Linked DNA regions of Homo sapiens: region 1 is linked to region 2. The links are chromatin loops, found by intact Hi-C in ENCODE. Cell type or tissue: PC-9. All regions are shown on one strand. Links, peaks and the distances in the headings refer to the core of each region. The heading gives the core; the rest is flanking DNA.

Region 1 (7,501 bases), core at 2,915-5,414, 73 kb after region 2:
TGGTGGCTGGTGCCTGTAATCCCAGATACTCGGGAAGCTGAGGCAGGAGAATCGCTTGAACCCGGGAGGTGGAGGTTGCAGTGAACCGAGATCACGCCATTGCACTCCAGCCTGGGCAATAGAGCAAAACTCCATCTCCAAACAAAAAAACAACAACAAAAAACTAGGGCCAAGGGGAAAATATAAACAAAAAGCATAAAATTTCTATACAACAAAGGCAATGAAAATCTTACGTAGCGGACTCCATACGATAACACTAAAGCAGTAATCAAAGGAAAACTTGTAGACTTAATAAAAAGGAAACGGCCGGGCGCGGTGGCTCACGCCTGTAATCCCAGCACTTTGGGAGGCCGAGGCGGGCGGATCACAAGGTCAGGAGATCGAGACCATCCTGGCTAAAACGGTGAAACCCCGTCTCTACTAAAAAAATACAAAAAACTAGGCGGGCGTGGTGGCGGGTGCCTGTAGTCCCACCTACTCGGGAGGCTGAGGCAGGAGAATGGCGTGAACCGAGGAGGCGGAGCTTGCAGTGAGCCAAGATAGCGCCAATGCACTCCAGCCTGGGCGACAGAGCGAGACTCAGTCTCAAAAAAAAAAAAAAAATAATAATAAAAATAAAAAGGAAACAATACTTCTACCAATAAAAAGGAAATAATATTAAAGCCAAAACTCTGTCTCAGAGAGTGACTTAGTTTGGGTTCCCAAGAAACAGATTACCTGAGACAGAGATTATGTGCACAAAATTTATTAGAGTACACAGAAGAAAATGTAGAAGAATGAGAGAAAAGCAGAATTGGAGAGATGAAAAAGTAAAACTGCAAAGCAGTTACAGCAGAGGCTTCAGCCAAGCCACAGGAGCTCTGGTAGGATGCCCTTCAGAACTGTCCCAAATTGAAGCAAAAATGTGGTCATTGGATACTGTTTGCCCCAGAGAGAGCGTCTAGTCCTGAGAGAGTGCAATCTTTGGCAGGGGCGCTGTTCCTTGAGGCGAAATGACACTTTAGCAGTCAACACTCCTTGAAGCTATGAGAATGGAGCTTTGATACTGTGGAGAGGGGTAGCCCTATCAGATATTAAAATATACTCTTCATGCATCTATAATTAAAGCACTATAGCATTCACAAATGAATAGAAAAACAGTCTAGTAATGTAATACAAAGTCCAGAAGTAAACAAAATCACATATGGGTATTTAATATTTGATAAAGCATATATTTCAAGCCATAGGTGCAAAGATGGACTTTTTGACAAGTAGTTCAGGAAAAATTTGTTAGCCAATTAGAGCTAAAATGAAATTCAGCCCTCACTCTTTATGCAAGAATAAATTCCAAATGAATCAGTGATCTAAGTGCAAACACTGAAACCTACAAGTATTAAAAAGAGTCATGTGTGAATTCCCTTGTAGCCTGGATATAGAAAGTTTCCTAATTATAACTTAAACTGTAGATATAATAAAAGAAAATTTAGTATCTTAAAGTACCTACAAATATGGTACAAAAAAATATGATAAACAGACTCTAAACAGAGTTAACAAATGGTGGGAATGGGTGCCGGGAGACTATTTGCAATGTGTATCACAGATAAAGAGTTAATATCCTTAATACAGAAACATTTTTCAACAATTGAAGAAAAAGGCCAAAACTTTATAGTCAAATGGGCAAAAAAAATTAACAGATAATTAATATATATATTTGCACATATGAAAATATGTTTAAATTCTGTAATAAAAAATTGCAAATTGAAACTATATGAAGATACTGTTTCTCTGCTATCAGCTTGGTAAAAATTTAAAAAGTATGTCAGTGCATACAGGAACAGGTAGTGTCATTGATTTCTGGTAAGGAAGCACATTGTTATCAATATAATCTTTATGAAGGGGAATTTGACTATGTCTAACAAAATTATATATACATTAATCATTTCACCCAAAAATCCCAAGTCTAACAATTTACCCTGAAAATCTACATCCAACAAAATGAAAATATACATCAGCATATTTACTCATTGCAGCATTGCTTGCAATTGCAAAATTTTTTAAACAACCTAAATGCTTAAGCATAAAAGAATGATTAGATTGTTACTTCCACACAATGGAGTACTTATGCAGCTGTACAAAAGATCTCTGTGAACTGACATGGAGAGATTTCAAAGATATATTGCTAAACAAAAAAAGTAAATCAAATCAGTATCTATATACTGTAAATCAATACATATACTATCTATAGATATGTACATATCTATAGATACTATATATACAATATGTATATATCTATAGGTACTATATATACAATATGTATATATCTATAGATACTATATATACAATATGTATATATCTATAGATACTGTATAGATATCAATATATATACAATATATAAAGCAAATCAATATCTATATACTGTAAATCAATATATATACAATATAGTATAATATTTTTCGTCTGAGAAAGAAGAGGACATTTTAAAAAGTATGTATCACCAGGCGTGGTGGCTCACACCTGTAATCCCAGCACTTTGGGAGGCCGAGGTGGGTGGATTGCGAGGTCAGGAGTTTGAGACCAGCCTCACCAACATGGTGAAACCCTGTCTCTACTAAAAATAGAAAAATTAGCCAGGGCTGGTGGCGCGCGCCTGTAGTCCCAGCTACTCGGGAGGCTGAGACAGGAGAATCGTTTGAACCCGGGCGGCAGAAGTTGCAGGAGCTGAGATCGCGCCATTGCACCCCAGCCTGGTCTAAAAATAAATAAACAAACAAATAAATAAATAAATAAGTATGTGTCTGCCTGCTTATTCAAAAGGAGGTGCAGGAAGGATAAAAAAGAAACTGGTAAAATGGATTACCTATAGGGGGTAGATGAGAATGAGTTGAAAAAGCTGGAGAAGGAAAGAAAAAGAAGCAATGAAGGGAAGTGATATTTCTTCGAGTATGTCTCTTTTGCACAGTTTAACTTTTAAAATGATGTTATGTTTTAAGTATGTACAAAAAATAAAATAGGCTGAACACAGTGGCTCATGCCTGTAATCCCAGCAATTTGGGAGGCCTAGGCGAGCGGATCTCCTGAGGTCAGAAGTTCAAAATTAGCATGGTCACCATGGTGAAACCCCGTCTCTATTAAAAATACAAAAATTAGCCTGGCATGGTGGCGCTCCTGTAATCCCAGCTACTTGGGAGGCTGAGACAGGAGAACCACTTGAACCTGGGAGGTGGATGTTGCAGGGAGCCAAGATCACGCCATTGCACTCTAGCCTGGGCAACAAGAGTGAAACTCCGTCTCAAAAAAATAAAATAAAATAAAAAAATAAACAAGGTCAGGGGAAAGAGTCAAAATGGACCTGATTACTTCAAATGAATCACATAACTGAAAAAGAAAGGGCGAGACCTTACAAAATGGATCCAAATGCAGTGTTTGGACTGAATATTGTCAGGCTCAAGACAAAAGGGACATGACAAAAAAAACTATCAACAACGTTGAACTCTTGGTACCTTTGTTTCATAGTGGCGTTGTTTAGCGTGCTGCCCACAGAAGCCATGCACTAGAAGCCCATGATCAGGGTCATTAACCATAATCCAAATCCCAGGATAATGACAGAAATAATGTAAACACAGAAAATACTATTTCAAAAAGTGTTTGGAAATGAGTTTTTCAACTGGGAACTGTTGCAAAGTGGTCAAATTTTCTGTGAAAGAAGAGCTGGTCTAAACTCCAAGGAACCACAGAGACAGGCTATGCAAAGGTCACTGCTCTTAAAGATTTTGGATTTTAATCAAGACTGCCCAAAGTGCTCCCCCATGCCTGGATTAATGAGCCATTTCAAGGGAGTTTTAAAATGGTCCATTTCCCAGTCATTCCATCACCAGTTTATTATTTTTATATCATGTCCTTTTCCTCTTCTCTTGAAATCTTGGGGATACGTTTCAAATAATATTGGGAAAGCATAATTTAGTGAAGAAAGCGATGCATTTGTCTGTTTCGGCCTTTGTGATATTTCCTTCTCCTCACAAAATGTTCCCAAATGGGATGGGTTTAGACCTAACTGAAGTAAAACTTCTGAAGTTCGCCTGAACAGGGACTTGAACCCTGGACCCTCAGATTAAAAGTCTGATGCTCTACCGACTGAGCTATCCAGGCTCTCTACACTGGGCTCTAACTCACTAAGAAGTGCTAATAAGGCTCATGATTTCAGTAATTATTAGGTTCTTCCAAGCGTTCTGGTCATATACCTGTGCCTCAGCACTGCAGCCGAGCTTTATTATATTGAACATTCATTTCAACCTCAAACTGTTTATTCGTTAAATATAAAATTATTGTGTAGTATTTATTACAGGGGAAATGACGAAGAAAATCGGGCTCAGAATAGAGTGGGACCCCTTCGGTAGTGAATAATCCCGCAGCTCATTATTGCGAACAGCAGCCCTTAGAGATCGTAGCTGGCTGGTAAAGGCGGCTTTAGAGCGGACGCCCAGGCTTCTTCATCAGCTTACCAGAAGGTTGGAGGCAGAAGGTACGCATTTCAACAATGACTTCGATAAGTGGGAAGAAACTTCAGAAGTATCAAACATTTGGGTAAAGAAAGATTGTTATGTCACAAGGGAAGCAGTTCAATTCCCGTTGTTTCCTCCGGTGTTTTCCTAGCTCTTTAAGAGATGAAGTTTCCTGGAATCGTAATGCCAGAGCAACACACAAGTGACACCCGCTTCTGTCTGGGGAATTACCTTCTTCAAAACACACGTCAAAATTTTATAATATCTTTTTCCCGGTCGCCCAACCTAGTCTTCATCTTTCGCTCTCTTTTTCTTCACCTCTTCCTCAGTCTTTCCCTTCTTCACACCGGTCTCTGCTCCTCTACCGCCTTATTTTTCAGACCTCCCATTTGCAGATTCACTCATTTCTCCGCTTATGCTTCCGTTCTTTGAAAGTGAACCACTAGGTTTCAGAAAGCACCAGGCAGTTAAAACAGAGTTTACTCCCTCGGTCACTGTAGGTCTTCAGTCATTCATGAGAGGTGTTAAAGCACCTCTAACAAGTGCAAGATGCAGTGTTTTGGAGGAAAAAAACAGGCACCTAGCAGAGGATGGTTTCGATCCATCGACCTCTGGGTTATGGGCCCAGCACGCTTCCGCTGCGCCACTCTGCTGTCCCCTTCAGCTGTTGTGCCTTATCTCCAAGTAACTTAAACATCTCCTAACACCGCTGTCCAGCTGCGTCAATATTTTTTTCTTCCTTATCCATTTATCTTCTCTAGTCTCTGTCTTTCATCCTCGAGTTGTCTCACGTTTCCTTCTCAACATAGTCACCTACAACTTGTTGTTTGCTCCTTTGCAACTTAAGAAAACCGATTGAAATCCTTTCTCAGGAACTTGATTTTCAAACCGTTAGGCTCTCATACACCGACTTCTAGGGTTGGATTTAGAATTCAGGGCTTGTTCGTTTGTTTGTTTGCTTGTTTGTTTGCTTGCTTGCTTGCTTCCCACGCCTTCCATAGTGCACTCACTGTCTGCATTTGGAACACCTTGACTCCTCCGTGTCCCTGGTAAGACAAGGGCACTGTGTGGTCCTGTGGCCCTGTCCTCGGCCAGGTTGGAGGGACTAAGGAGAAACTGAAGATGCAGCGAACGGAAGAGAAGGAAATGCATGTACTTCTGAAAATCGTTGCTCGCGGAATTGAGGCAGACGTGGAGACGACATGCCTACTCAAAGAAGATTCAGTTTTCCGTGTCCCCACCACAATGAAACTTCTTTCACAAAGATCATAATGGGTATTCCTAACTACAAGGAGAGCGTGTGTGTGTTGTCCACTTGGCCTTTGGACACTGGGTCGGAAAACTGAGGCTCAGATCGCTTTCTAGGTGCGTCTGTGGACCCGTTTTTGTCAGTCTTGGTTCTTCCAGCCAAGGAATTGCGCAAAGCTGTTTTAAAGATTCTGTGTATAATTTAAGCTCCCCAATGGGGTGAGCTTCATGGGCCTGAGATCTATGCAGTCGCACAATTTACCACCATCCCCCGAGCACCCCTACACACACACACCCAGTCCTACTCTTGGGGTTTAATGTTTTGTAATGACTCTCTTGAAGTTCTCAATAGTTTTATCCTTAAACTTATGTTTTGTAAGCTATAGCCAACATGACAATGTAGCATGCTTAGGCATGGGGGTCTGTTGGCTCCCAAGAGTTCTGCCGAAGAGTTGACTCCCAAGAGCTCTGCTTCCCCTGGATGGGTTTTCAGCAACGAATTTGCCCTGCTAACTGACATCCTTCCCCACTCTCTTTCCCGACCCCTCTTCCCCACCTGCCTCCAGCAGTAAAGCCCCCTAGGGGGTCTACAGAAGAGGGATTAAGTTCCTGCAGCCTAATCCCGGGATTTCTGGGGTGTGGCATAATGGCTGTCATTCCCGACACTGGCTGGCAGACTGGCAGAGCCCAGGTGAGTTAGGAGGGTGTCTTGGTGGGAGTGAGCCTGCAGCTCACACCCATATCAGTATATATTCATAATTATAACAGCATTGTCTTCCTGCTTTTTGAACAAGGGCTCCCTCATTTTAATTTTTCACTGGGCCCTGCAAAATATATAGCTGGTTCTGCTCCCCAAATTTCAGTGGTGTTTGGTTCTCTTTGCTGGGCTCCCCTCAGGCTTCTTTACTATCTTGTTCTCATACTTGAAAAATCAGACCCTGGGGGCCGGGCGCGGTGGCTCACGTCTGTAATCCCAGCACTTTGGGAGAACGAGGCGGATGGATCGCGAGGTCAGGAGTTCGAGACCAGCCTGACCAATACGGTGAATCCCCGTCTCTACTAAAAATACAAAAAAGTTAGCCAGGCATGGCTGAGATTGCGCATGGCTGTAATCTCAGCTACTAGGGAGGCTGAGGCAGGAGAATTGCTTGAAACCAGGAGGCGGAGTTTGCAGTGAGCCAAGTCACGCCGCTGCACTCCAGCCTGAGCGACAGAGCAAGACTCTGTCTCAAAAAAAAAAAAAAAGAAAAAGAAAAAAGAAAGAAACATCAGACCCTGGATTCTTAAAGATGGAGCTTGGAGTCCTCAAGGGAAGAATTTGGAGGCTTCATTTTGAAACCCCAATGCTTAATACTGCTATAAGTTTCTATTTTTACATTATCTAAATATTATAAAATTCAAGTCAGAAAAGATGCCAAACCATTTAAATTACTAACACATTTAGATAATATATCAACTAATCTCTAATAATTTAATTACTTATCAGACATTTTTTGAACAGTGACAAAGATTCTCTTCATGACCAAACTCTAGTCAGGTTCCTCTGAAGGCTCTTCTCAACAAAAGCTCTGACTTTTGGACTTAAATGTTTGTAGCTCTGCATTGCGCACTTTTAACAATAATCGTGTTAAGTCAGTTTAGCCAGAATCCCTCATCCTCTATTATCTGATCACCCTTCATATCTGATCAGGTTCCTCATCCTCCACCATGCTCCAGTGATGTAATCACCCTGGCCTGCCTTCAAGAATCCTATCAGGCCAGGTTAGCCAGAAACC
Region 2 (7,501 bases), core at 3,239-5,738:
GAGACTGTCTCTCCCTTTCTCTTTCAGAATAGCCCTGAAAATCAGTGCAACCTCGGACATCCATGGTTAAAAGTCAGACCCTGTTTTGGAAATGGCTGGGAAGGGCGGCTTTCTGTTCCTTCTCAAGCCAACGAAGTTGCTCTTCTTTCTTTGCTCAGACGCTTTCCTTCTGCAGACTGCCTTTCCTGACAAGAACAGACTCAGACAGTCTGTAGAGTGGTTCCGCCCCGAAGCTGAAAAATAGTGTACAAAGCTGTCACGAAGTTTCCACTGCACAGCTCCAATGTTCCATTTGCTCTGGCGACAGATCTTTCGGTGACCTTCGAAAGCGACATCGAGATTGACGATGTATAAGAATCTGCCGCCAGAAAGCACTGCATGTTGCCCAAGACAGTCACAGACATCGCAGTTGCCTGGGAGTCACGAAACTCTACCACTACGTTCTCGCTGCTCCATCGCGCCGCCATCTCCCACTCTCGGCCGCCAAGGCCCCAGGACCGCGCCCTCCCATCCACCAGACCCGGGTCCCCTGGCCCTCTGAGCCCTACACAGCCCGCGAGTCAGCCCTGACACGTCCAGTCCCCTGCTTCTTTGTGTTTTGATAGAAAACAAAACAAAACAAAACAAAACAAAAACATCTTGCCAATCCATTTGGCTTATAAAATAATGTATTGTGCACATTTATTATAATGATAATAATTACATAAGAAGTAATTTGGGAGAATGGGGTCCAAAATCAGCTATAGTATAGTCATGAGGGTTGCACCTGGAAGAGACTGCCTCTCTGATGTTCAAAGTTTGAGAATTAGTCCTTAATGAATAAATGTATATAATGCAATTTTGAAGTTTATACTTTCCTTGTTTGAACAGGATAGAATCAGCACTAAACAGAAACCAGTACAATTCTCAATAACAAATTATCTCAGTAGAGGTCCAATAACCCTGTGATAAATATGCGCCTGTTCTTCTCCACTGTCTGACCTACTTATGTCTGCATCAAGTATCCCCAAACTGCTCTGTCAGGAATATACACCCGAAGAGCCCTCTGAGAACTGGTTTAACTAGTATTTTGGCTTGTTTTGGGTGCACCTGTGACCTAATTTACAAGACCAAGATTAATTAAATGTTCATGCACAATTAAAAGACAATTTTACTTCAGTAGTATGATGCTTAATTTCTGCTTATAGAATTCATTTTTTATTAGTTATAAATTATGCTAGATGACATAGAGAGGAATATCAAATGCAGAGGATTCTTAGCCTGAGATCCATGGACCTCAAGTGTTTCACGAACACCTTGAGATAGTTTTCAAAATGGTATATGTGTGTATCTAGGGGCATCTTTCTGAGAAAGGGATTTCCTAGATTTTATTCAATATGATCTGGAGTCCAGAGCAAAAAAATATTGTACAAATCTTTGCTCTACTAACTTCTTGACATTGGGAATTTGAGGGAGAGGAATTTTCCATCAGCTTTTTGTTTTTTGGGAAATAAATAAAATGACTATGAGCAAACATGAAGACAATTCCCAAACCAATTCCCAAAGACTGGTACCAGTAGCTCCTGGTGCAGAACCAACTTCAGCATGGCAGGGAACAAAGAAATGTTCAGTTATACTGAGGGCAAAAGGACAATGAGAATCTCCTAAGTTCCTCAAAGTCACTTCTGTTGCTCCCTGATGTTTACAGTTCAAAGCAGATACTTGTGCTCCTAAAACAAACAACCTTGAAGCCCTGGCCTGATCTATGGTCTCAGCCTATCCTTCAACTTTTTCTCAGCTCTTCTTTTACTTCCACTATGGTATGGCCACCCAGACAACCAGTCCACAGACTACGCCCTTATCTTGTATCTCACAATATGTGAAAAGGTTTGGGCCAACACCGTCTTCTAAATACCATCTTCAATCCCTGCCTAAACTCAAATATCCAGCTTATTTCAGCTTCTCAGTTTATCTAGGCTGTTAGCTTCCAGTCACCTGCAGTTTTCCCTAACTTTCTCTGTGTGGGTGTTACTTTATTCACTGTTTTTAGCCAATATCTCATCACTACAAACTGAAATCTCCACAGGCAGGGCCAGTGCTTAGTGTCCTGCTCAATTCTGTGTCCACAGCACTAAGGGCAGCAGTGGGTGTGGCACAAAAATTTGTCCTTCCTATTTTCAAGTCCGTATACTCTCAGGTCAGTTGTAGGCTGTGCAAGCTGTACCACTAGGTCTGATATGTGGCTCATTAAGCAAAAACAGGAGAGAATTGTACCAATGCACATTGCAAGCCAGAGTTCTGAATTCATTTTGAAGAAGTAACTTCATTTGGTCACATTTTTGTTCTTATTCCCGTGAGCAATAGTTTCCATTTAATTGGGAAGATATAAAGGAGAGTTCCCATATATCCCCACACTCAGTTTTCCTTATTATTAAAATCTTACATTGGTATGGTACGTTTGTTACAAACAATTAACAAATATGTATACATTATTATTAACTAAAATGAATATGTTAGATTTCCTTCATTTTTACCTAATTTCCTTTCTCTGTTCCAGGATCCTATTCAGAATTCCATGTTATTTTTAGTCATCATGACTCCCTAAGCTCTCTTGGCTGTGGTAGTTCTTAGACTTTCCTTGATTTTGATGATCTTGACAGTTTTGAAGAGTGTTGAGCAGGCATTTTGTAGAATGTCCTTCAACTAGGATTTGTCTGATATTTTTCTCATCATTAGATCGGAGTTAGGGGTTCGAGGGAGCAAGACCGCAGAGGTAAAGTGGAGGGTTTTTGTTTGTTTGTTTGTTTGTTTTGAGACAGGGTCTCCCTCTGTCACGCAGGCTGGAATGCAGTGGCACCATCTCGGCTCTCTGCAACCTCCGCCTCCCGGGTTCAAGCGATTCTCCTGCCTCAGCCTCATGAGCAGCTGGGACTACAGGCATCTGCCACCACGCCTGGCTAATTTTTGTATTTTTAGTGGAGACAGGGTTTCACCATGTTGGCCAGGCTGGTCTCGAACTCCTTGCCTCAAGTGATCCACCTGCCTCGGCCTCCCAAAGTGCTGGGATTACAGGAATAAACCACCATGCTTGACCTAAAGCGCCATTTTTATCACGTTATATCAAGACAATATACTATCAACATGGCTTATCACTGCTGGTGTAATGCTTTTGGGATTTATTCACTGCTTACTTTCCCACCCTTTTTCATACTGTATTCTGTAGAGCAATCACTATGCAGAGCCCACAATGAAGGGGTGGAGTTATCTGGAATTCTGCTCAGGAGATTCCTTGAAAAACTGAGATTTGTTGCACATCAGGGAAGCTGTAGGGATTGGTTTGAAGTCTTCTATTTATTGTTTCTCAAATTGTTTCAGCTTTGACCATTACAGGCATATATTTTTAATTTTTTTTTTCAGAGAGCACAGAACTTGGTACAAGCCCTAGCCCTTAGAAATGCTCATCTTAAATTTGTTACATGGACCTTCAGTTTTTCAAAAGCCTCCAGTGGGCTAGATTTTTATTGAAAATGCTTAGGATCCTCATGCTTCTTGTTCCCGAGGCTCCTGGAAACCACCTTTAGTTATCCCGTTTGGTAAGAGGGTTTCATTCTGTCTTGCTTTCTGGTAGTGAGTGGATCAGAAAGTCATAGGGCTGGGAGAAGATGGACTGGATGAGATATGTACGGATATTCTCTTTGCCACTGTACAGCGGCCATTGCAGCTCCTGCCGCAGAGCCCACGGCCCTACGGGCGGGACCCATTTTAACCTGGTAGTGACAGTGCCGCCTCATTGAAGCAGGAAGGATTTTTGTCCATGACACTAGACGTCTCTAAGCAATAAAGTAATTTTGGCAGATGCCGATACCTCTCATGTGATCTTGTTGGGAAGGTTCAGATCCTATCACCTGAGATTATTTACTCTTAAAGACCCTCTGCCTCCTTCCTCAGCCTTTCTGTTTGACAACATAAGATCGCTTTTATCTCCTGCAATGAACACTCCTAGACAAGTCATGTCCGGGTCTTGGTATCAGTAAATTTTTACTGCTGAATATTTTGGGAGAGGTTCTCAGTTAATCCCATTGAGAAAGACCAAGTTAAAGCTTTATCAGTGAGAAACTAATTACAAAATCCTGCCTTGCAAATATTCGAGCTTTTAACAGTGCTTTACTCTTTGGTATCCACGAGGTGGAGCCTTCCCGGGAAGCAGAAAGCATCTTTTGGTGTCCTGTTTTTTGTTTTTTACCCTCGGCAACGCCACGGGTGCCAGGACTAGTTGACACGCCGCCTCAATTTAAGTCATCCATAATTTATACGTTACGAAATGGAACTTTCAAAAGTGTTCCTAGCGTTAGGAGCAAAGAACGCCGGACAAACGCTCGGGAGGCGGCGAGCCTCGCGGTTCTTCCAACAACGCAATCTGTCAGCGCGGCTAGGTTGGTGCCCTCTCCCCCTGTATCGGGGCAGCCCGGCTTAGGGCCGCAGAACCGAGGCTGGGGAGCCCCGCAGGCTGTTGCTAAGAGTCCAGGGGAGGCACGGACTTACCTTATCTGCCCCTGGAAACAGATTTGCTCTTGGATCTTGCACGAAGAGCCCTGTGAGAAACGAAAAGGGAACTTGTGTGATGGCGGCAGATAACGAACATTAGGGTAGAAACTTAGGTTCTTAAAGGGAAGACAGCTTGAGTTCGGAAATGAAGATATATTCCTTCAGGAAGGCCTGTTAAAAACACGAGCTATTGCGAGGTTCCATGGTGTAATGGTTAGCACTCTGGACTCTGAATCCAGCGATCCGAGTTCAAATCTCGGTGGAACCTGTCGTTTCTTCTTGCTTCCTCACTATTTTTTTCTTTCTAAAATAAATTTCCCTCTTAGATATGATTGGCAGGAATCTCCAGTTCATGTGAACCCAAAGTATGACGCGGACTCTGTACGGGGCCCACTGACTCTCTGCTCTATGTTCAGAGCAGGAGACCCTCATACCTCCTTCATTTTACTACCCTCCTCACCACCACCTAACAGATATTCTAATACCCAAAATAATTCGAGTTGAGTTAAACTTTTTACTTGATTTATTGCTTTATGAAATGCAGTTAATTCACTTCAGAGGACAAAAAGGACTCAACAGATTTGAGGGAAAAGAAATATTCTTGTATGTATCTTTTTCCCAAGAGAATGAGGCTTTATAATGCCTTTTAGGTGCAATCACTAGAATTTATAGGTGTTTCATTTGCCACTGAGAAACAAGGATTAGTGAAAATAAATCTGTACTTTAAATAAAAATTGCTTAAACTCTCTTAGGTATTTGAACACTATTGGATCCTCACATGGTAACTTCAATCACTGTCAACACGGTAAGTAAATATCCAGATACACCTTCTAAGTGCTCTGTTGGTCATTTCTGTGACATTAACCCGCCACACAGAATTGCTGTCAATGCTGAATACGTCCCATAGAATGATAGAGCTTTAAAATTGTATCCTAGGATGCCTCTGTGATTATTTTGTCTTCATAAAACTAAATGTCTCTTGTTGCAAGTTAGTTTATTTTCTGGTAAATGTTTGGATTTGTCACAACTTAAGGAAAGACAAAGAAGTTACTGGGTCTCTGAAGAATTAAGGCCAAAGTGCTTTCCTTAGTTTGATTTTATCTATTAGTATTTATAAAATTGTGTCTTTTAATTGTGGATACAGGGTATCAGGCTATATGTTATAATCTTTTTTCATTTAATCTTATATTGCTAAAATTAATCATCTCTTTTGTTGTATGTAGCTACCATTCATTCATTGATTTCATGTTAGCTGCTGTGTAATATGAACATGCCACAGCTCATTCATTCATCTTTCCATTAATGGGAAACCAAGAGATGTTTATAATATAAATTTGATTTTGAATTATGGCAATTCTTGGGTCACAAAAATTAAAAATTATTTTACTGCAGAGGAAATTCCTGATTCTGCAACCATACATTTAATGGAGAATTTATAACTTTGAATTGTCATTTTCATTTTCCAAATGCTTCCACACATAATGATTATTTGCCCTTTTATATTGTACTACCCATTCCTTCTGATTCCTCATGCATTTTCTAGTGTTAACTGCTAGCAGCATTATGTTCCCCAGCATGGAATGCCTTTGCTAGGCCTTATGCCACCACTGCCTCTAAAAGCTTAAATATCTACCTGCATTTAGCAGATATCTATTCATTACCCTTACCAAGGCAAATGTTGCAAGAAAATAGATGCTTACCTTTAATTTAGATGGACCTAATTTGCTTCTAAACATTTCTTCATAGACTTTATTATACTTGCATAAAGATGCATCATGATAAAATACATAATTTTGGAGTTTTTCTCCCTTGTTTATATACATGTTTCTTCTGAAAGAAGAAATACATCTGATTGGAAAACTTAGGGCACATGCGTGCCATCCTAGCTACATAGAAGCCTAAGAAATTGTTTTAGACAGTTTGGACTACTATAACTATATAATGTTTGTTGACTTAAACAACAAACATTTATTTCTCACAATTCTGAAGGCTGGGAAACCCAAAATCAAGGTTCCAGCTGATTCAATGTCTGGTGAGCCCTCCCTTCTTGATTTGCAGCCTACTGTCCTCTTGCTCTATCCTCACATACTGGGGGGACAGAGAGAGAGAGAGAGAAACAGAGAGAGAGAGGCTTCCACATATGCATTTGAGTCCATTCAGTCCATAGCAGGAATTTAGTTATCACAGAACCATTGAGGATGCACAGTTCATTGGTAGAGAATTCTCCCTAGTCATATGAAGTCTTAGGCATATTAGACCACTATGTTCATCAATATGATTATCTATAATTTCTTTTCTTCCTAAACTTTTCTTTTTCCATCAATTTTCTCTTTCATTATGATTCAGCCACAGAATCTGTTAAAATAGGCCGGGCACAGTGGTTCATGCCTGTAGTTTCCACAGTTTCAGAGGGTGAGGTGGGTGGATCACTTAAGGCCAGGAGTTGGTGACCAGCCTGAGCAAGATGGTGAGTCCCTGTCTCTACAAAACTAATATTTGTTAAATAATCTGTTAAAATATTAGTTAATAATTACTAAATTTTGAGATGTAGAAACAAAATGGAACTAAAATGATGAATAACAATAATACACAAAATGGGATGTTGTAATAAGGATCAAATTATACTGGAGTCATTTATCATAATAAAAGATAATTTTTAGAACTGTTTACTGAAGTTATAATTCATGCAAATGCTGAACGAATGACTATGAAATTAGTACTTGTCTGAGGGCATGGCCAAAGCTACGCAGTAGTGCCTCTTTGCTGTGAATAAAATGCCAGGATGTAAAAATTTAAGAATTTTATTGAAAAACTAATTATTATTAGCATTATATTTAATGTATTATATTTTATATTAATATATTACTATAAGAACTGTATTATAATCAAAACTTTACTAGTCAAAATTTCAAAGGTTGATATTATTGTGTATTGATATCATTTACTAGATTTTTCTTCAGTCACCCTACAGCACAGC

What was found. A loop is a pair of places that touch in the nucleus more often than their neighbours do. Peaks named below come from ENCODE experiments on the same cell type or tissue, not always from the same donor. Only the 100,000 strongest peaks of a DNase experiment are listed, where the experiment ranks them.
Region 1: a loop joins it to region 2, with 7 times the contacts of the local background. A loop is called at or near these places in 15 of 110 quality-filtered maps.

The regions. Positions count from the first base shown.
Region 1 is chr6:27,587,762-27,595,262 of GRCh38, forward strand. TRK-TTT4-1 (tRNA-Lys (anticodon TTT) 4-1) reads right to left here and starts at 4,125; the gene lies at 4,053-4,125. It overlaps TRX-CAT1-6 (tRNA-iMet (anticodon CAT) 1-6), which reads right to left and starts at 5,131; the gene lies at 5,060-5,131. RefSeq lists an enhancer at 4,646-4,855 and silencers at 4,829-5,123, 5,096-5,185, 6,589-6,883. In PC-9, for the core only: no CTCF peak of the experiment used is centred there; DNase peaks (open chromatin) are centred at 4,140 and 5,110; H3K4me3 peaks cover 1,758 bases.
Region 2 is chr6:27,514,809-27,522,309 of GRCh38, forward strand. It overlaps TRQ-CTG1-2 (tRNA-Gln (anticodon CTG) 1-2), which reads left to right and starts at 4,721; the gene lies at 4,721-4,792. RefSeq lists an enhancer at 4,074-4,363 and a silencer at 4,754-4,803. In PC-9, for the core only: CTCF peaks have their summits at 4,215 (motif pointing right) and 4,416; DNase peaks (open chromatin) are centred at 4,223 and 4,683; H3K4me3 peaks cover 2,206 bases; H3K27ac peaks cover 739 bases.